Regions from separate parts of the Homo sapiens genome. Here all the other regions are linked to region 1. The links are chromatin loops, found by intact Hi-C in ENCODE. Cell type or tissue: OCI-LY7. All regions are shown on one strand. Region 1 has its middle 88 kb from the start of VPREB1. Region 2 has its middle 77 kb from the start of TOP3B. Region 3 holds the start of LOC105372952 (a long non-coding RNA gene).

Region 1 (8,000 bases):
TGTTTGAGTTCATTGTAGATTCTGGATATTAGCCCCTTTGTCAGATGAGTAGGTTGTGAAAATTTTCTCCCATTTTGTAGGTTGCCTGTTCACTCTGATGGTAGTTTCTTTTGCTGTGCAGAAGCTCTTTAGTTTAATCAGATCCCATTTGTCAATTTTGGCTTTTGTTGCCATTGCTTTTGGTGTTTTAGACGTGAAGTCCTTGCCCATGCCTATGTCCTGAATGGTAATGCCTAGGTTTTCTTCTTAGGGTTTTTATGGTTTTAGGTCTAACATTTAAGTCTTTAATCCATCTTGAATTGATTTTTGTATAAGGTGTAAGGAAGGGATCCAGTTTCAGCTTTCTACATATGGCTAGCCAGTTTTCCCAGCACCATTTATTAAATAGGGAATCCTTTCCCCATTGCTTGTTTTTCTCAGGTTTGTCAAAGATCAGATAGTTGTAGATATGCGGCGTTATTTCTGAGGGCTCTGTTCTGTTCCATTGATCTATATCTCTGTTTTGGTACCAGTACCATACTGTTTTGGTTACTGTAGCCTTGTAGTATAGTTTGAAGTCAGGTAGTGTGATGCCTCCAGCTTTGTTCTTTTGGCTTAGGATTGACTTGGCGATGCGGGCTCTTTTTTGGTTCCATATGAACTTTAAAATAGTTTTTTCCAATTCTGTGAAGAAAGTCATTGGTAGCTTGATGGGGATGGCATTGAATCTATAAATTACCTTGGGCAGTATGGCCATTTTCATGATATTGATTCTTCCTACCCATGAGCATGGAATATTTGGGCTTCCTCTGTGAAAACACAACACATAATTCTTCCCATTTTATAAGGAGTCCGCAGGAGAAGGTTGTCTCATATACAAACTGTGCATGAAATAAAGTACATTTGCTGAGAACAAGGACAGTTCAGCCATGCACCCACTTCCCCACAAACTCATGAAGCCATGTTTCTCTCCCTACTTGATTCTTCAGGAGATCACACATAGAGAGCAGGGTGAGCATTTGGGAGGATCCTTTAACCTGACTGAGTGCTTCACTGAATGCTCTAGTAACTGAGGAGAGAAACGGGTTGGAAGGAGAAGCTATTTGAGGGGATGGAAAAGAGAAACAGTGGCCTCAGGCATCTTTTGTAGTAAGGGGTAAGAGAGGCTGAAGAACGAAGAGGGAATGTGAGTGACAACTTTCAAGAAAAGATGAAAAATACCCATGGCTTTTCTTCTAGAAATATTTTGGTGATTGTCTAAGGAGGTCACAGAGAAGAAGGAAGTGGAATGAAAGGGAGAGAAACAGGAGAACTGAGAAGGGAAGTTGTGAGTTTGAGATGGGGAAGCAGAGAGGGTGAGGAGGGTCCATGCTTGGGAAAAGACTGGAGAAGAAGCCAGTGCAGAAATTGGGCAGGAGCCAGCAGGGATGTTGGATCAAGAGGAGGTTTGAGTTGTGTTTGCATTCATTTCTATTTCTTAAAAAAAAAAAAATAGAACCTCTCCCAACTTCCCATCTGCCCTCTGTGATCAGCTCCCTGCCTGGAATTGGGGATTTCTCTTTGATCATAATCCTTTAGCTCCCTCTCAGATAAATTTCTATTTGGTTTCTGTCTGAAAGTGGCTTCCCTTATTTCCCACCATTCTTATGAATATGGTAATATTAAAACATGTATGTGGATCTTTGGAAGAAGGGGCCTTCTAGAAACGCAGAATTTCAGTCCACAGTCCAGACCCACTGATCAGAATCCACATTATCCAGGATCCCACATGATCCATGTGCACATTCAAGTCTGAGCAGCTCTGGGCTGATCCAGGGAGGAAGGCGCTGGTGGGTTTGGTGATAGGTGGTTCCTCATGCCCCAGTCTGTTCTGCGTCCTGCCCACATGTCCAGCAAACTCACACTGTTGTACATGATGCTCTGGGCATGCTGCATTTGTGACTTCCCAAACAATATGTAGGTGTCTCCCCCTGCACTCTCAAATCCACAGAGATGACCAGGAGTGTTTTGTTAATAACAAGGTGATCTTCCCACCTTCACATCTTGATACTAGTGAACAAGTGGAATTATGTAAAAGCTACAATTTTCCATTAGATCTCATAATGTTAATATTATTATTCAGTTCTCATATATTTAGGGATTTTTAAGACACAAGGATTTCTTATCTTAACCTTAAATTACAAGCATATTTATAAAGTTAGAAATATGAGCACAGATATAATCATATTCATGGAAAAACTGGTTGCCAAAATGAAAGAAGTACAATCAATTTCAGAAGTATTGTGTAATTTATTGTCTGGTGTATTGGTTTCCTAGAACTGCTGTCAGAATGTATTAAACACAAGTTTGGTTAAGATAACACAAATGTATTGTCTCACAGTTCTGGAGGCTAGCCTCCCAAAATTCATAGAAAGGGCAATGTTTCCATATATACCTGAGGGGAGATCCTTCCTTCCCTCTTTCTGGCTGCTGGTGGTTTGCCAGCAATCTTTAGTGCTCCTTATCTTGCAGCTGTGTAAATTCAATCTCTGCCTTCGTCGTCACACGGCATTCTCTCTGTGTCTTCCAATCTCCTTACTACCATCATCTTATAAGGACACCAGGCACATTGGATCAAGAGGCCACCTCGCTCTAGGATGGCTTCATCCTAAGAATTACATAAGCAATAACACTATTTTAAAAATAAGGTCACATTTAGAAGTACTGGGGGTTAGACCTTCAAAATATTTTCCTAGGTGGATACTTTCTTATATAACATTAGAGAAGAGAATCCCTCTTAACACTTTTATAATTTTTAATGCTTAAAAAGCTATGAAATACACACTATTAACATAGAACATGAAATAAACTTTATTAATATAATTTCCTCTCTTAGCTTTTAATAGGCAAAACAACAACAAAATCTTTTGAGATCCATCTTTCTGGATGAAGTGTGTTTGACCTTAGTCTTTAGAGTTGATCTCACTATTACTGTTCTGTTTGGAATATAAACATAAATTCTTCTTTTTGGGAATCTGCATCTCCCAAATGATTCACAAATATTTTCCACTTTAAAATTCAAACAGATACAGGAATCAATTTACACCCCTCCACCCACCTTTCTCTCTACGGATAGTTAAAATTTAGGTGTCCTTGAGAGCTCAGGTGTCTGGCCACGTGATCCTGATATCCTACGTTCATGTTTGTACCCCGGATCAGCCAAAAGCTCGTTCATGTCCTGCTTCCCCATCTGGGTCTCTCACTGTGCTAAGGACCACTGTGGTGTAGCCCACAGTATACTCAGCCTCATCCTCAGGCTGGGCCCCTTGAGGGGTCAGGGCAGCTTTCCCCCAGGAGGGAGCCAGAGAATCAAGTGGGCATCCAGGGGTGTTTGTTATCTGTGTTACACATCAATGTCCTGAGGACTTGACCAGGCTTCTGCTGAATTCAGTGCTGTGGTGCTGAAGCCACACATGAGAATAAGTCTCTCTCTTTAGGACACAGTCAGTGAGGGCTCCTGAGTCACCACAGCCTGAGAACTGAACCAAGAAACTAAAACAGATACATGTTATGTGTGAGGAATCACAGCAGACAGATCCCTCCAAAGTCCTGTCTTTGAAATCTACATGAACCTGGGCAGTGAGGAGGGAGAGAGGGGAGGATAGACATCCAAGCTATGGTGTGGACTTTCCAAGGATCCCCAGAACCCCCGGCTACTTCTGGACCCTGGGACAGTTCCTCTAACTCCTCGTCACCTCCCCGGGTAGATGTGTGTTTGGTTAGGACATTATGCAAACATGGGGCCTCTACCAAAACCACCGGCTCCCTAAGTTCTGAGTGCTCAGCCAGGCAGCAGCCGCTCTGTCAGGGAGGATGGGCTGCTGGGAACTCTGAGTTTGCCCTTTGGGAGAAAGCACCTGCTCTAAACCCCAATTCGGGCCAGTGAGTATGGACCCAGGAGCCATAAATGAGAGCCCCGGGAGTTCATTTCCGGCCTTGCTCACCTCTGAGAAGATCCACAGCTCCCTCTGCTGGGCTTAGATGGCTATTGTTTGTACTTTCTTCCCTACTTAACGGTAAATAATTCCTCTAATGCCTGAACTTTAATTTCACTGTTACCTGTTCCAGAGTCCCTCCAGACTGTTCTTTTTAATTTATTGCATTTTTCTGTTTTCTAATTTTAATTTGGTTTGTTTCTATGACTTATTTTTCTTTTCGGGATTTGCTTCTTTTCCACTTGTTTCAAGAATGTCCCCTCTGACACAAGTTTACCTACGTAACATACCTGCACATGAACCCCTGAACCTAAAACTTCAAAAAATAATGTCTAAAATTGCTCACTGAAGGAATTGTATAATTACTCCTTAATTAATCTCAGTTACATAACATCAGCACCTAAATTATTTCAGTATTGGTGTCTATCAATTGTCTTTTCTCATTTAAGTTGTGTTCTTCTGGTTCTTCATATGGAAAGTTATTTTACTGTATCCTAGATATTGTGGATATTATAAGACTTTCTACAAGTTTATCAAGACACATGAAATAGTGCTTGTTTTTGTTTTATTGCTTTTTTTTTACTTTGTCATTAAGAGGAAAAATGACACACATTCCCCTTTGTATGCATTTAATTTCACATTTTGCAATCAATCAAATCATATGGGAAATGAGTTACCCTGTAGTCTGCTTTGCATCTGCTGAAATATTCCTGAAGCCTCTTATGTCTCTCATCCTCTATCTTAGCCATTTTCTTTGAAGTTCACCAAATATGCCAAAGTGTTGCTTATAACTTGAGGAAGAAGAAATTCACCTTTGATCTCAAGTGACTGCCATGATTGATAGAAAAAGTGCTTGTGATGATCCCATTGGGGGCCTGAAGAATAAATGATCTGAGTCTACAGTGGTTGAAAACCAGACTCCAAAAACAAGAAATTTGCTTCAGAAGCATAGGACTGAGGCTTGATCCAAGGGTTTGAGTGTAGTTTCCCACTTGTATTTTTGTATTTGTCCCTGTGGTGATATTTCAGATCACCACACCGAGCATGTAACACTGGGCCTCATTCTTGGTCTAGTCCTCATTATAACCAGAGTGGCTTTTTCTTCATGAAGAGAACCAGGGGATTGTGCAGGGGTCCCAGGACCTGACTGCTTGTGCCCACCATTGCCCTGGGGACATTGCCAGATGTTCTGTTGGGCCCAGCTGTCGAGATGCTCTGATGACAGCCCCAATTTTGGAGCCATAGGTGAAGGTGACTGCCCCTCCAGGAGTTGTGGAAAGTGAATGTTCCTGTGTCACCACAACCTGGGAAGTAACTCCTGAACCCAGAGAAAGGAAAGAGATGTCATCAGGACAGGAGAAAAAAATCCCAGAGCATACAGACACCCAGTAGTTTCTAAGTAAATATGTTTATTACTAAAAAAAATCATTGAGCCAACAAAACACATATAAATATCTACCTGCCTCTATTTTGTGAGTTAAAAAAAATAAGATATGATTTCAGTGTTCTTTGTTTCTTTGGACTATAGTTACCATCCAAATTCTCAGCCAGGAACAGCCTAGAAACATCCTAGTTTCTGGGAGTCAGCCTAGAAACATTTGGGAGTCAGCCTAGAAACATCCATATCCTTCATGCACAAAGTCCAAGTCCTCTCCATGCCAAATGTATTTTATGACATAAAGGTATCACGAAGCTGCTTTCTGCTCTTCATTCCAACTCTAACTAACCTAGAGCCACCCACCATCATCTCCCCATGATGGTACCAGCGCCCCCAGCTTGTCTTCCTGTCCCAGATCTTCCCCATTTCATTCTCATTACAGCTGGAGACTCACTGACCAAAGGCCATGTGAGCTTGTCCCTGCCACCTCACAGTCCTTCAGTGACTCTGTGAGCCCTTCTCGGGGGCTCATTCTACTGATCTGCCTCAGCCTGCCTCTCAAGCTCACAGCTTCCCTTCAAGGAGCTCCTCCTGGCCCCTTCCTTGATCCAATGACCTTAGGCTCAGGCTAAAGTCACTTTTCTCACTGACTGTAATGACCAGTGTCTCCTTCTATGGATTCTCACCTCTGATGAGATGTTCCAACACTCCCCCTCCACCTATCTCACTCCTGCTCATTCTGAAAGTCACACATGAGACTCTACTCCTGTGGATTAGGCCTCTTTGGCCAAATCCCCACTCACCCTCACTTCCACACCCACATGGACCATCCCCCTCATGGGTTTTCTGTTCTTTATGTCTTCCCTCTCAGCTCCTGTTCAGTGGCTGATGACAGCATGCAAAGACAGAGCCAAAGAGGCACAGTTGTTACATCTCTGTTTCATGTTTTCAGTTAGGAAAATATAATTCTGTCAGATGAAAATTTACTCATACAACATCTGGGGCCTCTATGTTCTCAGCTTGGACACTCCAAAACCCTCCTTCTCAGAACAGCCCACAGCACCCCCTGCTTGGTCCACAGCCACAATCCCTCCAGGGCCTATGACCCACCTGAGAAACATGGGTAGCAGATTCATGGTTATGCTGAGCACCTTGAACTAACCTGGTTAGGGGCCCTGAAATATCGGGCCACACAGAAATAGAAGACACCCTTTTGTCTTCTCCAGGAGGGACATTATAGGTGCCTTGGGATTACTTGGGTCTGAAGAAGAAGGTTCTTAAAGTGATAGGAAAGATTTCACAATAAAGAGAAGTTACTTAAACACAACAGCTCACTTGACTCATTGGAAAGAGAGTTAAGGCTTGAGGCAAGAGGTACTTACACCTAAATGTGCACCCAAACCACTGGCTCTTTAGAAGTTGATAATAGCCCATGAAATAGACAGAGAAGTCCAAGTGGCAAGAGGACATTCCCCACTAGAGTCTACCTCACCCTTCATCCATAACTTTCTCAAACACCTCAGAATTCCCAATGTGGTGCACTTTTGCGGTCACTTTTCCTGAAGGCTGCCCACCTTACACATGTATCTGGGCCTGAGTGGTGGCCAGTGAGAGGCTATTTTTGAGGGTGAAGCATCGATTTGTGGTCTAGACTTCATGTACTTGCTGCTCTCACCCCTCACAGCCTGCTCCAGCCTCCAGACCTTTGCATCTGCTGTTCCCTCTGCCTGGGATGCCCCCACCCCTCCCACCCCAGCTCGGCTCACTCCACCACTTCTTTACATAGGTTTTATTTCCATTTCTTTGTTTTCAAGTGGAAAGTCACAAAATTTATTACACTTATTATCTATTTATATTTTCCCTGTATAAATGTCTATTTCTTTCATTTGTTTTAGTTTGTTGTGGTGGTGGTTGTTGCCAATTTGCAAATGTTTTCTATGAATCCTAGATGATGCCTTTTCACAGGGTAACTATAACTTCCTGGTCTGTTGCCTCTGATAAATGTTCCACTAAATTTCTTCCTTTAGTGTTTATTAATATTTATTAGTCTAACATTTTTGTGTAATTTTTTTTTGAGAAGGAGTCTCGCTCTGTCACCCAGGCTGGAGTTCAGCGGTGTGATCTTGACTCATTGCAAGCTCCGCCTCCCAGGTTCACGCCATTCTCCTGCCTCGGCCTCCCGAGTAGCTGGGACTACAGGCACCCGCCACCACGCCCGGCTAATTTTTGTATTTTTAGTAGAGACAGGGTTTCTCCAAGTTGGCCAGACTGGTCTCGATCTCCTGACCTCATGATCCGCCCTCCTCAGCATCCCAAAGTGCTGGGATTACAGGCGTGAGCCACCGCGCCTGGCCTCCTTTCCACTTAAAGGTAAGTGGCCTACCCATCAAATCAGCATTACTCAATAGTTTATAATGGGCTCTCTCTGTCCTTTGATGAAAAAGGGAATTCAGCTCTGGACAAAAACCCAAGATAATGAGCTTGGCAACATAAAGCAACTTCCTTTTATGAAATCCACTCACAAAATAAATGTGGTATAAAAATTAAAGACAAAACAGTAAGACAGCATTGATTCATTGATCTCAGAACTAATTCCAACTATATAATATTAACAACACTCATGATCTGAAATTTAAGCTGCAGCTAGCATCATGTAACAACAAGTTATT
Region 2 (8,000 bases), 97 kb after region 1:
GGGAGAATGACGTGAACCCGGGAGGCGGAGCTTGCAGTGAGCCGAGATAGAGCCAGTGCACTCCAGCCTGGGCAACAGAGCGAGACTCCGTCTAAAAAAAAAAAAAAAAGATATACTTAATGTTAAATGACGAGTTAATGGGTGCAGCACATCAACATGGCACATGTATACATATGTAATAGACCTGCAGGTTGTGCACATGTACCCTAAAACTTAAAGTATAATTAAAAAAAAAAAATCTGTGTTGGCTGGGTGCAGTGGCTCACACCTGTAATCCCAGCACTTTGGGAGGCCGAGGTGGGCAGATCAGTCAGGAGTTTAAGACCAGCCTGACCAACATGGCGAAACCCCCTCTCTACTAAAAGGACAAAAAAATTAGCTGGGCATGGTGGTGAGTGCCTATAATCTCAGCTATTCGGGAGGCTGAGTCAGGAGAATTGCTTGAACCTGGGAGGCAGAGTTTGCAGTGAGCGGAGATCACATCACTGTACTCCAGCCTGGGCGACAGAGCAGGACCCTAACTCGAAAAAAAAAAAGTGAAGAAAAAGAAATCCGTGTCCACTGCAGTGCTCATTTGCGTGTTAGGGTCCTTTCTCTGAGGTTACATAATCAAGTTATCCCTGTTGGCCAATATTCACTGTCTGGAAATAGTCATTACATGCACTCGATTATGTCTTAAAGTGTTGTTTATGGTGTAAGAACTCCATCTATTGCATCATGGCAGGAAACAGAAATTGACACACTTTTGGTGTAACCGTCTTTGTCTATTTGACTTTTTAGAACTTAGTAAGCTTTATCCCACCATGACGCTTTCCATAAGTTTTATATCTATGAGTTCCGATTAATGCTGATTAAGGTTTATTGAACTTTTTAGGGATTGAGTATGTTTCTTTTTGTCAAATTTGGGAAAGTTTTGGTTACCATTTTTCAATTACATTATTCTGTTTCTTTTCCTCACTCTTACCCTTCTGGGCCTTTCATTATGTGTATATTGGTACACTTGATGGTGTCAAGAGGGTCTTTAGGTCCTGCGTATTTTTCCACCCTTATTTCATTCTATTCCTGTAATAGGATAATATCAATTAATCTATGTTTATTTCAATGACTCTTTCTTTTATATCTTTTATTAATATTCTTTATTTGGAGATACATTCTTTTCATGCTTTTTTGAACATTTTTACATTTTTAAAATTTCTTTGAGCAAATGGAGAAATAATGGAGTTGAAGTATTGGTCAAATAAGACCAGTGTTTCTGCCTCTTTGAAAATAGTTTTTGTCAACTTTTAATTTTTTTGTTTTTTTAATGTTTTTTTCTTTGTTATTTTCCGTTATATATGGCAATATGTTCCTGTGTCTTGAACCTACCTCATTATTTTGCTTTGACAAATGGAAATTTTAAATAATATAATGTGACAGTTCTGGAAATTAGAACTTTTTTGTAAAGCGTTTTGGTTGATGTTGTTGCTGTTTTTGCTATAGTTGTTATTGTTGATGATGTATTGTTTCATGGTTTTCCAGGAGGGTTCTGCAAGTCTGTATTCTTTGCATGTGAAGTTAATGAAGTCTCTGCTCAATCACATTAGTAGTTTCCTAATTACTGGACAGATATTTCCTGAAGCAATACTTCCTTCAGCTTTTGCCAAGGACTCCATGAGATGTACTTATTTTGAAAATAAATAAATAAATAAGTAAATAAATGAAATCCTTCATTCCAGATCAGGGTTACCAGGATGATATTCATGGCTATTTCTATTCCTCCTTCTTTGGTAACTTTCTGCTTATCTGTTGTCATCTTCAGTGTGTTGGAAATAAGTTCTCCTCCTTATCCCTTACTCCCAAATCCCAGGCACTGAACACCTGAGAATACCTTCAGAAACCCCCAAAGGGTTTAAAGCTTTTCATCTCAATCTCTATAAATCTTTATTCTATTTTTATTTATCTGGAATATGCTTTCTAGCATGTTGATAGACTTCTAAAATTTATTTAAGTCAGAAGTTTTCTTCTAAGATTGATCATTTAAATGATCTCAATAAGACAGGACTGAGGTATGCAGCTGAGTCCCAGTGTCTGAATATGAAAAGGAGAATTTCTTTGCACCCCCCTATATAGCCACAATACACCAGACCAGCAGGAGGAGACAGGCTCTGTTGTAATATTTGCGCAATAGTTACAGATCAGAGTGCACTCCCTAGAGGCCTGGCCTAAAAAGCTGTTTCCAAGGGAACTTGAAGCAGGAATCAGAAAATATCTGGCTCTCTACTCGTAAAATTAAAGTACACACACACACGCATTCACACACACACACACATAACATATTTGAGTATGCAGGTCAGCAGACACTGGTTCTGAGAGCCATTTTTCAACCTTGGTAGCAGAGTAGAAAAACAGTTTTTGTCTCATTTCCCCATTTATCTGTGCTTTACCCAAACGGCACACCAATGCTACAATCTGTACCACAGATATAGTCAGCTCCATCCTCAGACGGGATTGTAGAAATGACACTATAGTGGTCAGCTCCAGTCCTGGAGACTGAGAACTAGTGACTGGGAATCCCAGCCCCCTTGGTGTGGCTTCCATCACTCTTAAGCTGCATCAGGTACTGATGGGCCTTCCCTGGCTGCTGCCGAAAGCATTCAATGGCATAGCTGCTATGCTGACTGCTGAGTGTGGGCGAGCTTGGCCAGGGCTCCCAGGGAGGCAGATGCAGAGGTCGACTGAGTCGGCACGGGCTGCCAGAGGGATCCCGAAAACACAGACAGCCATTATACACTGAATAAAGCAGAACAGGGAAGGACAGTTCTGGCATGAGTTGGGAGGTGGTGTCAGTGAGCTGGGGGATCAGGATGCTTTGTGCTGTCCTGGACTGTGCAGTGAAGGAGGACAATGAGGAGGAGGAGTGGGGTCAAGGCCATGGTGCAGACTCCCCGGATCTCTGCAGAGGAAGCCACGCGGCAGGTCTCTCGTGTTCACCCTCTAGCCTTAGAGGAGAGAGATGGGCCTTTCATGCAAATGTGCTCCTCTTCCCCTGCCCAAGCGTGCCCCTCCCTGGGCCCGTGTGCAGTCCCAGTGGCTGGGTCATTTCTGGGAAGAGTAGGCCTGGGATGTACCTGGACTGAGGCTCCCAAAGGGCCCAGAGAGGACCCAGCTGCTGGCCCCAGTGAGCCCTAGGCAGAGGCCAGGGCCAGGTATCATTTCCCAGCTAAGAGCCCCACAGACTCTAAGTGCCAGCCCCACAGCGCCCCCTGCTGCCCAGGCCCAGGTCCATCGTGCCTGTGACCAGAGGCCAGGTGGACCCAACAGAGTTGCCATCCTCCACCGGGGCCTTGACCAGTGCTGGCTCCCTACCTCAGGGCAGAGTGAGGTTCCCTCTCAGGGCAGTTTTCTACATCATCTCAGTCTTTAGTTTTCCACACTGGCCTCCTCAATGGGAAAAAAGACACACAATTCACCGCACTTTATAAGGAGTCCCCAGGGGAAGTGTGTCTCAGGTACACATTCTATGTGGTACACATATCTATTCTGTAATGGAATAATTTCATTGACTAGAACAAAATGTTTTAATTCTGCAGCAATGGAAATGTTGTGAGTACGCATGGGGCACATGAGTATATGTGTTCATAAAAAGCACACTGAAATTTACAATTAAGATCTGCAAATTTCACTTTACATATTATGCTTCAAGATAAGTTTTAAAAATAAAAAAGAGAAAAAATACCATTTTTTCAGATCAAAAAAATAGAATTTGCCACAAGATCTACTCTAAATGAAATTCTGAAGCTCTTTTTTAGTAAAATCTCAGTAAGCAGCCACCAAAATTTTCAAGAAATAAGTGTTAAAGAAAGTGGGGAAATGTGGAAAAACCCAAAGGAAAATTGAGTCTGTAAAACTATGATTATAATAACATCAGTTGATGTATAAATGCATATATGTATAACATAAAGCATATGTGTGAACTTATGAACATGTATTAATAGATTTGTGTGCACATGTGTAAATATATGACATAACTATGTTTTGACATTATATACATTTGTAGAGATTAAATGGAATTGAAGGGTTTACACTCAGACTCTACTCTCTGAAGTTTTATTTTAAACACTGAGCACCCCTAGTCTCTTCATATTTCCCAATCAGGGGGACAGCCTCCAGGGGATATTCCAGTTTGCATTTAGTCTCCAGAGAATCCCTTTCTTGTGATGATATATAGGAGTAACGCCCCACCCAAATCCCCTGAGCAGGACAATGTATGATAAAAGCTTCAGATCAAAGGGCAAGGCTGCTGCAGTCAGAGGGTTAGCGTCCTGCAGGGATCTCAAAAGGGCATCCAGCATAGTGAATATGAACAAAGGGATCACTTCTATTCTTTAACCAGAGTTCCCCAGCACACTTGAGGGTCCAGGGCATCTGTGATATGCAATATAATCCCATTATCACATGGTCTGTGACAATCCCAACCAAGCAATCTGACCACCATCACAAGGGGTTGCCTCCCCTCCCCAGATCAGCTCAGCTGTTTCATGCTCCAAAATATTCATATTCAGGAGGAAGAACTTTCCTCACTGGGCACCACCTGCAAAGGAAACAGAACAATGTCCTGTGGCATTGGCACTAATCAGGCTTTATTGGGGGCATTTTCAGGAATGGACTCAGCAAGGGTCGCAGCCCTTGTACCTCTCATCAGCCTCATAAGAAGCAGAGCTGGCCTGGGCTAGGGAAGCTGGGTGGATTTGGGGCTAAAGTTCAGGATAAGTACTTTGCAAAATGCTTTACCTTTTAACACATTGAGTGGGTGACAGGCCATAAATGGAGATGTAATGAGAGGAGAGTCAGAAGCTGCTCAGGGGAGGTGCAAGGCCAAGACTGAAATCAGTGCTTGTGGCACCTGGAGAATTCCAGAGAAGTTGAGATCTCTGGGGAGGAGCCAAGAGTAGTCCAAGCTAACTAACATAAGGAAACCCTGAGTTAGACTTTGGAGTCACCCACAGACTGTCTTGTTTGACTCTCACTATTAATGGAGGCCAGTAGAAAGGTCCCACCCTGTACTGAAGAATGAAAAATACAAACAACAAAGCTGCTACTGATGAGCCACACTCGGTCCCAGACAGTGTATTGTTGCCTGCACAAGGCAGAGAGAATGCAGGGGAGGTTCTAATCTCACTTCCCCGTAAGTCTGGAGCACAGTGAAAGTGCCACTGTTGCTGTGATATGTAAAATAGTAATAGTCGGACTTGATCTCAGGCTGCTCAGAAATGTGCAGAATCCCTGCACATTGCCCGAGGGATCTTTGGATTCACAGAAGTGACTGGGGACCCCAGAGTCCTGGTGCTTACTTGAGTCTGAGTAGTATCTCAGGAGATACTGGGGAAGGCTCCGTGACTTCTGCTGGTACAAGAATATGTGACAGCCTCCAACAATGCAGCCACTACTTGGGGTACAGGGAAGTCTTATAGCATTTCTCAGATGTGCAGAGAGGGAGGGCAGCTGAATAAGCAAAGGCTGAGAGAGGGAACCTGCAAGCAAAGATGATCGTGGGTGAGGAATCAGGACAAAGGGTGAGAGTGAAACACAGGGCAAGAACTCAGGCTAGGGGGCTTCCCCAGGACGTGAGACCTGTCCCTACCTGAGAAATGATAGAATATCACAGGAGAATAGGTGCCCAGGTCACAGTGGACACAGCCCTCCTGAGGTCCAGAGCTGGAATGGCTTCTCCAGGCCTCTCTTATCCCCTTCAGTGGCCTCACAAAGGAGGGGTTATGGATGCAAGTGTGTTGCTCCCACTGCCTACCCCCAACTCTCCCGATGGATTTATCAGTATCTGGGAGCTGTTGTCGGGGTGTCTGGCACACAGGACTTGGAAGAAGGTGGGGGTGCTGGGACCATATCTAGCTGCTAAATCTGTGTCAGTGAGTGCAGACTCCATCTACCCAGCCCTGGGGAGTTTGGGGGGGGTGGCAAGTTTTGGGTTTTCACTGTGCAGACACTGAGTGTGACTCACAGTGCCCTGTGCTGCTCACTGGCCAGACAGCAGTCTTTCTGTGAAAATCACATGAGTGGAGTCACCTGAGAGCCTGGTCATTGCTAATCCACAGCATCCATAGACCACACCTTTGCCCTGTCTGGAGATAACTCATATTAATAAACAGCCTTTCCACTGAGGATTTCTGAATTACTAGAAAAGCAAAAATATCAGGTCCATCCAACATGAGGAGGCTGCAGTGATGGCAGAATGCAGAAGGCTCGGAATACACAGGGAAGGTCTCTTCCAAGATGGCCAAACAGGAACAGCTCTGGTCTGCAGCTCCCAGTGAGATCGACGCAGAAGACAGGTGATTTCTGCATTTCCAACTGAGGTACCTGGTTCATCTCATTGGGACTAGTTGGACAGTGGGTGCAACCCAAAGAGCTGAAGCATGGTGGGGTGTCACCTCACCCGGGAAGCACAAGGGGTCGGGGGATTCCCCTTTCCTAGCCAAGGGAAGCCTGACAGACTGTACTGGGAGAAATGGTACACTCCTGACCAAATACTGCGCTTTTCCCACAGTCTTAGCAACCGGCAGACCAGGAGATACCCTCCCGTTGCCTGGCTCAGCAGGTCCCAGGCCCACAGAGCCTTGCTCACTACTAGTGCAGCAGTCTGAGATCAACCTGTGACACTGCAGCTTGATGGGGGGAGGGGCACCTGCCATTGCTGAGGCTTGAGTAGCTCACAGTGTAAACAAAGAGGCAGGGAAGCATGAACTGGGCAGAGCCCACCACAGCTCAGCAAGGCCTACTGCCTCTGTAGATTCCACCTCTGGGGGAGGGCATAGTAGAACAAAAGGCAGCAGACAGCTTCTGCAGACTTAAACGTCCCTGTCTGACAGCTCTGAAGAGAGCAGTGGTTCTCTCAACATGGTGTTCGAGCTCTGAGAATGGACAGACTGCCTCCTCAAGCGGGTCTCTGACACCCATGCAACCTGACTGGGAAACACCTCCCAGTAGGGGCCGACAGACGTCTCAAACAGGCGGTGCCCCTCTGGGACGAAGCTTCCAGAGGAAGTATCAGGTAGCAATATTTACTGATCTGCAGCCTATGCTGGTGATACCCAGGCAATCAGGGTCTGGAGTGGACCTCCAGCAAACTCCAACAGACCTGCAGCCGAGGGGTCTGACTGTTAGAAGGAAAACTAACAAACGGAAAGGAATGGCATCAACATCAACAGAAAGGACATCTACACCAAAACCCCATCTGTAGGTCACCAACATCAAAGACCAAAGGTAGATAAAACCATAAAGATGGGGAGAAACCAGAGCAGACAAGCTGAAAATTCCAAAAAACAGAGTGCCTCTTCTCCTCCAAAGGACCACAGCTCCTCGCCAGCAAGGGAACAAAACTGGACAGAGAATGAGTTTGACGAGTTGACAGAAGTAGGCTTCAGAAGGTCGGTAATAACGAACTTCTCTGAGCTAAAGGAGCATGTTCTAACCCATCGCAAGGAAGCTAAAAACCTTGAAAAAGGTTAGACGAATGGCTAACTAGAACAAACAGTGTAGAGAAGACCTTAAATGACCTGATGGAGCTGAAAACCATGGCATGAGAACTTCGTGACGCATGCACAAGCTTCAATAGCCGATTCAATCAAGTGGAAGAAACGATATCAGTGATTGAAGATCAAATTAATGAAATAAACAAAGAAGACAAGATTAGAGAAAAAAGAGTGAAAAGAAATGAACAAAGCCTCCAAAAAATATGGGACTACGGGAAAAGACCAAATATATGTTTGATTGTTGTACCAGAGAGTGACGGGGAGAATGGAACCAAGTTAGAAAACACTCTTCAGGGCCAGGTGCGGTGGCTCATGCCTCCTAATCCCAGATCTTTGGAAGGCCGAGGTGGGCAGACCATGAGGTCAGGAGATCAAGACCCTCCTGGCTAACATGATGAAACCCTGTCTTTACCAAAAAATATGAAAAATTAGCCGGGAATGGTGGTGGGTGCCTGTAGTCCCAGCTACTCGGGA
Region 3 (8,000 bases), 140 kb before region 1:
CCAAAGGCTGCTCTGTCAGCCCGGCATGCATGTGCTGCTGGCCCCACCCACGACAGGCCCACAATGCGCTCCGTGTTCCAAGTCTGATTCTCACTGTTCCCATCACTAGAAACACAGGCAAAACTTTGCACTAGGGAATGCTTCGTAAAACAGTTAGTATTTCATCATCTGTTTAGGTAAACTAAATGGACCCAATCCACATTTCCGCACTTCATGTCAAAATCCCAATCTCAATTTTTCTAGTATAGATAATGGACACTCTTTTGTTTTTGTTTTTTTTTTTTTTGGAGACGGAGTCTCACTCTGTCACTCAAGCTGGAGTGCAGTGGCACGATCTCAGCTCACTGCAACCTCTGCCTCCCAGGTTCAAGCAATTCTACTGCCTCAGTCTCCCGAGCAGCTGGGATTATAGGCACCCGCCACCAGGCCTGGCTAATTTTTGTATTTTTAGTAGAGATGGGATTTCACCATATTGGCCAGGCTGGTCTCGAACTCCTGACCTCGTGATCTGCCCTCCTCAGCCTCCCAAAGTGCTGGGATTACAGGCATGAGACACTGCAACCGGCCAATGGACACTCTTTATGAAAGACACAGAGGTCTATCTGTGTCCCCCAAACGAATAATTCAAAGAGTGAATGGAAAAGTCCCACGCTGATAACCAGCACATGTGAAAAGGAGTCTCAATGTAAGTTCAACACAACACAATCGTGTAACACACCTAGGGGAAATTTTAGATTATATAAAACATAGCATTTAGATTAAGAGTAGAGTCCCAAACCACACCAAACCCATGGGAAGAGCTTATTCACTCATTCATTTCTTCATTTGTTTTTGGAGCTCTGGGCTCAATTATAGTTCCCACTCTTAAAAGAAACAGACAAGTAAGGCTGGGTGCAGTGGCCCACACCTGTAAACCCAGCACTTTGGGGGCCCAGGAGGCAGAGGTTGCAGTGAGCCATAATTGCGTCACTGAACTCCAGCCTGGGTGACAGAGTGAGACCCTGTCTCAAAAAAAGGAAAACAAAAGAAAGAGGCAAATTAAAACTCATTTGAGAGAACAATGTTTAGAAGGCTATTAAAACATTTTCACGTAAGGGCCAAAGAACCAGGTAGACGTTATAAAAGATAGGAAGCTCCTATTTGCAATAAAAGCAAAAAAGGATAAAATAGGAATAAACCTAACAAGAAGTGCACCGGAACTTTATTTTTTTAAAAAAGAAGAAAAGCTTTAATAGGCTACCAAAGGACAAAAGGAATAGCATCACTACCAACACTCGTAAGTGCTCTCCACACCAGGCACTGTGTTAAGTACTTTCCTTGCCTTAACCACATTCTTCAACCCAAGGAAGTAGGTGTTGTAAATATTATATACTGAATAATGATATGTCCTCATTTGAAAAGAAAGACCCGACATCACAAATACGCCAATTCTCCCTTTAGCACAGTTACAACCCGAAACCACCACTAAGGATTTCTGGTCTAGAGAAGATAACACATTATACCCTCCTAAGAAATGTAACCCAAACTCTAGAAATAATAGACAGGAGAGGATCAATGGAGAATTCCAAAAGGTGGACAGAAAAAGGCTGCTGAGGGACTCTAGGACTAGGGAATGCATAGTGGCCAGGTGTCTCCCTGGACCTCATCCAATAGGAAGGTGACCCAGGCCCAGAGTTTCCCAACTCCCAACGTAGCAATAGAAGGCAACCCAGGCAGACTCAGTCCCCGCAGATCAAAGGAGATCTTCCCCACAACAAGAAAACCAGCTCCACACACCAAGACAACCACCATTCCCCACCCACCTAGCTGCAGCAGGTGGCCCAGCCTAGGGCGGCTCCCCTGTTCCCTCAGGTGGGCAACAACAGGGACTGGTGGGAGAATCCCAGTGATACATATAAGCCAAAGAGACCAAAATAACACCATGAAGGCTCTGAAATTAAATTGCCATTGGAATCACAGCCCACAAAGTAGACCAAGACCTACAGACTAAACCTAAACAGGAGGACTGCCTGCAAAAATAAAAAAATTACATAGGCAGATGTTGGAACCATCTGACTCATCACTTATAACAGTCAGTATAAAAATGCTTCAACAAGCAACTACAAATCCTATGGCAACAATCAAAGAACTGAAAACATCAGCAAAGAAACTGAAGAATCAAATGGAAATTACAGAAATATAAAATCCAGTAACAGAAATTTTAAAAAAACTAACTGGATGGGCCCTATTGAGTAAAAGTGGAGACGACAGAGGAGAGAATCAGAGAAGCTGAAACCTGATCAACAGAATTCACCCAGTCTAAACAAGAGAGAGAAAATAACCTGAAAACAAATGAACAGAGCTGCACGGACCTGTGGGACGATAACCCCGCATTTATGTTATCTGAGTCCCATAGGAGACCAGAGCTGTGAAAGCATGCAAATAACTAATTCCTGAGGCTTCCCACATTTGGTGAAAGATATAAACTTACAGATTCAAGAAGCTGAGCAAACCTCAAAGTATACCAAAAGAAAGCAACACCAATTAAACTTTCAAAACTAAAAACAAAGACCAAAAATGGCAGAATGCCTGTAGGGACACGCCAACTCAAATGCCATGGAGGCCAGAAGGAAGTGGCACAACATTTTCAAGTGTTTAAAAAAAAAACAACCAAACAAAAAAACCAACCAAACAAAAAAACTGTTCGCTGCAAATTCTATATCCCATGAAACTACCCTTCAGAAATGAAGAGAGAAATAAAGACATTCTCAGAGGAAGAGAATATAGGAATTTGTCACTGGTCAATTTAGAAATGCTAAAAAGTGGCTACAGAAATATGTTCTGTCATTTCCACAATACAAAAAATTAAAACAAAAAAATCAAAACAAAAAAATGGCTACAGAAAGTTCTTATGCAGAAGGGATGAATATGGGACTATAGGAGGAGGGACAAAGGAAAGACCAGAAATGTGGATACATACGCGAGACAATCCACAGTTCTTAAAATCACATTTGACGACTGAAACAAAAACTATACCACCACCTAATACTCAAGCCAGTGATTTATACAAGTGGAAAAGGTAAAGAGACATAAATGCAAGGCAGGTTTCCACACTTTGAAGTGGTAAATACTGGTACCAGTAGACTACTGTATTACAATACACATATTGTAACATCCAGAGCAAACACTTTAAGACTATACAAAGAGATACGAGCAACAACATTATACAGAAATAGATCAAGATGGAGGGAAAGAAAAAGGAAACGAAAAAGCAAATAATAAAAACATCAGACATAAGCAATTATGTAACTATAAGCACCTTAAATGTAAATGGTCTAAATAAACCAAAAGACAGATTGATGGAGAGCCTATAATAAACACATGGCCCAACTAAATACTGTTCATAAGAAACTTCAAACTCACTTAAGGACCTAAGTAGGTTGAAAGTAAAAGAATGGAGAAAGATATCCTGTGAAATCATTAATTTTTTAAGGAAGCAGGAGTGAATATATTAATATCTCATGAAGTAGACTTCAAGCAAAATAATTTACCAGAGCTGGAGAGGGTCTTCGCTGAATTTTAAGATCTAAAATTTCCTATGCTGCCTTGACATCTTTGAGCCTCACAGGGCCCCAAAGGCCTAGCCGTGGGTTTTCCTGTTTCTACCAGACACCCCCTACCCTGCCACCCAACAGGAAAGGCTCCCCACCTGGCTAGTTCTTTTATCAGCCAAACAGTTGCACCTCAGCCTAAGAAGCTTCACTTCACCTGTCTGCCAGCCCATGAATTTATTCAAACAAGCCAACTGCATTCCCCCTCGGGAACCATTGGTCATTGTGTGCTCTTGTTACTATCAAGCCTGCCTGCTTCCTCAGCCCACAGCCCTCACTCCGCTACAGAGTGCGGTGCCCATCTGACCCTGTGTGGCATGCAGTGTCCTCCTCTGAGCTGTGGGTATATGTGACTAAAACACTGCTGTCAATCTCATCCATCCACGCCAGGTGTCGTGTTCAGCCATCTCCTACACTTTAGGGCAGGGACCCCTCCTTCACCAATGGGGTGAAAAGGAAGTGACCATAACAACTGCTTAATGACAAAAGGATTAACCCACCAAGAAGACATCTACTTCAACATCCTCCTCTTAGCAACTGTTAAAACTAGGCAGAGGCCGGGCACAGTGGCTCATGCCTGTAATCCCAGAACTCTGGGAGGCAAAGACAAAGGATAGCTCGAGGCCAGGAGTTCGAGCCTGGGCAACATAGCAAGGCCTCATCTCTCCAAAAAATTTTAAATTTAGCCAGGTGTGGCGGCACACACCTATAGTACCAGCTACTCAGGAGGTTAAGCCAGGGGAAGTACTTGACCCTAGGAAGTCAAGGCTGCAGTGAGTCATGTTCGTGCCACCGCACTCTAATGTAAGTGACAGAGTGAAACTAGGCAGAAAAGGAGCAAGGATTTACAAAAGATCTGAACAGTCAACCAGCAAAATCTGACATCCGTATAACACCCCACTCCCCAACAGCAAAACACACACATTTTTAAAGCCAATAGAAATCTACCAAGATGAAGTACATTTGGGGCAATAAAAGAAATCACAGCCGTGCCCCTCTCTGCGCTTTCTTTTCTCACCATGGGGAGGCGTTTGGGGGCCTCTTGAGGGACCCCCTAGATGCTTCTACTCAGAGCCCCCAAAGCCGGGGAGCCTCCACTCCTCTGTATGCAGCCTCCCCTGTCGGTTCTCGCTACCCAGGGTTCAGTGGCCTGGGGGCTGACGGAGGGGGTCGCCTCTGCCAAGGCCCCTCCCGGCGCCTCCCTAGCTCATCCAGCCCACCTTCCTCCCACGCTGGCTCACGCAAAGTGCTCTGGTTACCAGGAGCCCTTCCTGACCAGCCCCGGCCCCTTCTTGGCCTTCGCCCACCTGGCCTCCCCTGGAGCCCTGACCTGGGTGCCGGGCCTGCTGGGTCCAGAGCCCACCCCGCCCTGAACAACCCCGAGTCTCAGCCACCCTCAGTTCTTACCCTTTCACAGCTGGGGAGTGGAGTCTGGGCCGGCGCCTCGCTGTGCCGCGCTGTGCGCCTCTCCGCGCCTGCGCCGCCGCTGTGCCCCTCTCCGCGCCTGCGCCGCCGCTGTGCGCCTCTCCGCGCCTGCGCCGCCGCTGTGCGCCTCTCCGCCGCTGTCCGCCTCTCCGCCGCGCCGCCGCTGTCCGCCTCTCCGCCGCTGTCCGCCTCTCCGCCGCTGTCCGCCTCTCCGCCACGCCGGCGCTGTGTGCCTTTGCGAGGGCGGAGCTGAGTTCTCCTTTGCACAGACTTCGGAGATACAGCGAAGGCAGAGCAATGTTCTCCTCAGCACAGACCCGGGCGGGCGGGCCGGTGGCACCGCGAGGGCGGAGCTGCGTTCTGCTCTGCACAGACCTTGGGGGCACTGCCTCGCTTTGGGACACCTCGGGGCCGCATCGACGGTGAATAAAATCCTTCCTGTTTGCAGCCCTGTTTGTGGTTGGTGGCAGCGATGGACACTGCAGCCAGCCAGAGCGTAGAAAGGCGTTGGGGTAAGCGCGCTATCCAGGCTGCACTGCGGGTGGCCTGGGACCGGTTGGGAGCCCTATCTCAGGCGTCACTGCCCGTCTTGGGTGGCTGGTTGGGTGTGCTATCTGGGGCTGTGCTGCCTGCACGGGGGGATGGTTTGGGAGCCCAAACCGGGGCTGCACTGCCTTTGGCGGGGAGCCGGTTGGGGGCACTATCCCAGACTGTATTGCTGGCAACAGTGAGGTGGGCTAAGTGTGCTATCCGGGGCTGCACTGTGCGGCTGTGGGCGGTGGGGGGGTGGGTGGCGGTTTCGGGTTGAGGGCGCTATGGGGTGCTGTAATGCCCATGGTGCGGGGAGGCGGGGCGGCTTGGGTATGTTGGGTGTGCTGTTGCGGGGGGGCGACACTGCTGGTGGTAGGGGGCAGGGTGGGTTGGGGGCCATATCAGGGGCTGTACTGATTGCTTTAGCTAGGATTTCTGGTACTATGTTAAACAACAGTGGTGACAGGGGGCATCCTTATCATGTTCCAGATCTTAGAGGAAAAGCTTTCCGTTTTTCCCCATTCCATATGATTCTAGCTGTGGGTGTCTTTCCTGTAGTTTTTATTATGTTGCGGTATGTTTCTTCTGTGCCCGTTTCTTTGAGGATTTATAGCATGAAGGGATGTTGAATTTCATCAAATGCTTTTTCGGTTTCAGTTGACGTGATCATACTGTTTTTGTCGTTTATTTGGTTGATATGATGTATCACATTGTATGTTGAGTGACCCTTGCATCCCAGGGATACATCCCACTTGATCATGATGAATTATCTCTTTAATGTATTACTGAATTTGATTCACTGGTATTTTGTTGAGGATTTTTGCATCAATATTAGAGATCCTGGCCTGTAGTTTCCTTCTTTGATGCTTTTGTCTGATTTTGTTATCACAGTAATAATGGTCTCATAGAATAAGTTTGGAAGTATTCCCTCCTGTTTTTCAAAATAGTTTGAGCAGGATTCGTACTAGGTCTTTAAATTGTTTGGTGTGAAGCCATCAGCAGTGAAGACATCAGTTCCTGGGCTTTTCTTTACTGGGAGACTTTTTCTGATGGCTTCAATCTCATTACTTGTTACCAATCTGTTCTGGTCTTGGATGTTTTCATTGTTTAACCTAAGTAGGTTGTATGCATCTAGGAATTTGCCAATTTCTACTAGGCTTTCCAATTTATTGGCATATAATAGCCAGTTATGATCCTTTGAATTTCTGAAGTATTAGTTGTAATGTCTCCTTTTTTTAATCTGTTGATTTTATTTATTTGAATCTTGTCTCTTTTCTTAGCCTGGTTAAAAGTTTGTCAATTTTGTTTAGCTTTCCAGAAAACCAACTTTTCGTTTAATCTTGTGTGTTTTTTATTTCAATTTTGTTTCTGCTACGATCTTATTTATTTTCTTATTTTCGGTTTAGTTTGTTCTTTACTAGTTCTTTAAGATGTATTGTTTATTTGAAGTTTTTCTTTTGTTTGGATGGTAGGCACTTGTAGCTGTAAATCTCTGCCTTTGTATGGCTTTCTGCGTAACAAGTTTTGGTATACTGTGTTTTCATTACCCTTTGTTTCATGAAATTTTTGAATTTCTGTCTTAGTATCTTCATTGACCTGCTAGTCATTTATTCAGGAGGGTAGTGTTTAACTTCCATGTGATTGTATTGTTTCCAAAATTACTTTTCTTATTGATACCTAGTTTTATTCCTTTGTAGTGAAAGAAGATGGCCATGGAGACAGACAGCAGCATGGTCAGAGTGGTAGGAGCCGGCCATCAGCGAGAGCTGCTCCATGCCTGGCTGCTGGATGCTAGAGCCTGCGGCCCACTGGCTTGCCTCACTGTGGTTGCTGGTGGTGGTGACAGAGACTGCAGCATGAACAGAGTGGTAGGACAGGGGCTATCCAGGGCTGCACCTTTCGCAGTGTGGGGTGGGTTGGGGGCGCTATCCAGGGTGTCATTGCCTGCATTAGGGGTACTGGTTGGTAGCACTGTACAGGGCTGCACTGCCCACAGCAGGGAGGGTGGGTTATGGGCGCTTTCTGGGGCTTCAGTGCCCATGGAGGAGGACAGGTTAGGGCATTATCGGGTATACGCTACTGGCGGCATTGGGGGACGGAGGTGGGGGGCGCTATTGAGGGCAGGACTAGCCGTGGAGCGGGGGCGAGTTCGGTGCTATCAGGGGCTGCACTGCTGGCGGCGGTCAACAGAGTTGGCATCCAAGGAAGGAGTGGTTCTCCTCTCCCTGACTCCACACTCCAGAGGGCGACCCACTCTTGGTCATACTGGAATGCGGCAGGGCACACAGCGTTTGCGTGGGAATCCTGAGCATGGCAGAGCCCCCACACCCACCGTGGTTCCTGGGCCTGTGCACTCTGGGTCTGTGCCTCAGAGGCTGCCAGGCACCCCTGGGGACACCATGGGGGACAGGGCCCTGTGCGTGGAGGCGTCCGGAACAGGAATTGGCACCTGGG

The links. Peaks named below come from ENCODE experiments on the same cell type or tissue, not always from the same donor. Only the 100,000 strongest peaks of a DNase experiment are listed, where the experiment ranks them.
Region 2: a loop joins it to region 1, with 10 times the contacts of the local background. A loop is called at or near these places in 7 of 110 quality-filtered maps.
Region 3: a loop joins it to region 1, with 6 times the contacts of the local background. A loop is called at or near these places in 4 of 110 quality-filtered maps.

The regions. Positions count from the first base shown.
Region 1 is chr22:22,152,888-22,160,887 of GRCh38, reverse strand. It overlaps IGL. Among named protein-coding and RNA genes, the nearest start is that of VPREB1, 88 kb to the left of the region's middle. RefSeq lists an enhancer at 3,811-3,970 and a silencer at 5,080-5,222. In OCI-LY7, CTCF peaks have their summits at 3,786 and 3,995 (motif pointing left); DNase peaks (open chromatin) are centred at 3,487 and 3,967; H3K4me3 peaks cover 1,371 bases; H3K27ac peaks cover 4,176 bases.
Region 2 is chr22:22,055,989-22,063,988 of GRCh38, reverse strand. It overlaps IGL, the pseudogene IGLVIV-66-1 and the pseudogene IGLVV-66. Among named protein-coding and RNA genes, the nearest start is that of TOP3B, 77 kb to the right of the region's middle. RefSeq lists enhancers at 5,465-6,228, 6,229-6,992. In OCI-LY7, CTCF peaks have their summits at 2,135 (motif pointing right), 3,042 and 3,252 (motif pointing left); DNase peaks (open chromatin) are centred at 2,138, 3,228 and 5,158; H3K4me3 peaks cover 926 bases; H3K27ac peaks cover 2,642 bases.
Region 3 is chr22:22,295,209-22,303,208 of GRCh38, reverse strand. LOC105372952 (a long non-coding RNA gene) reads left to right here and starts at 5,057. Exons shown (of 3, transcript XR_938055.3): 1 at 5,057-5,527; 2 at 7,244-7,414. It also overlaps IGL and the pseudogene BMS1P20. RefSeq lists a silencer at 4,965-5,264. In OCI-LY7, CTCF peaks have their summits at 4,605 and 5,607; DNase peaks (open chromatin) are centred at 3,752, 4,615, 5,088 and 5,538; H3K4me3 peaks cover 3,472 bases; H3K27ac peaks cover 1,879 bases.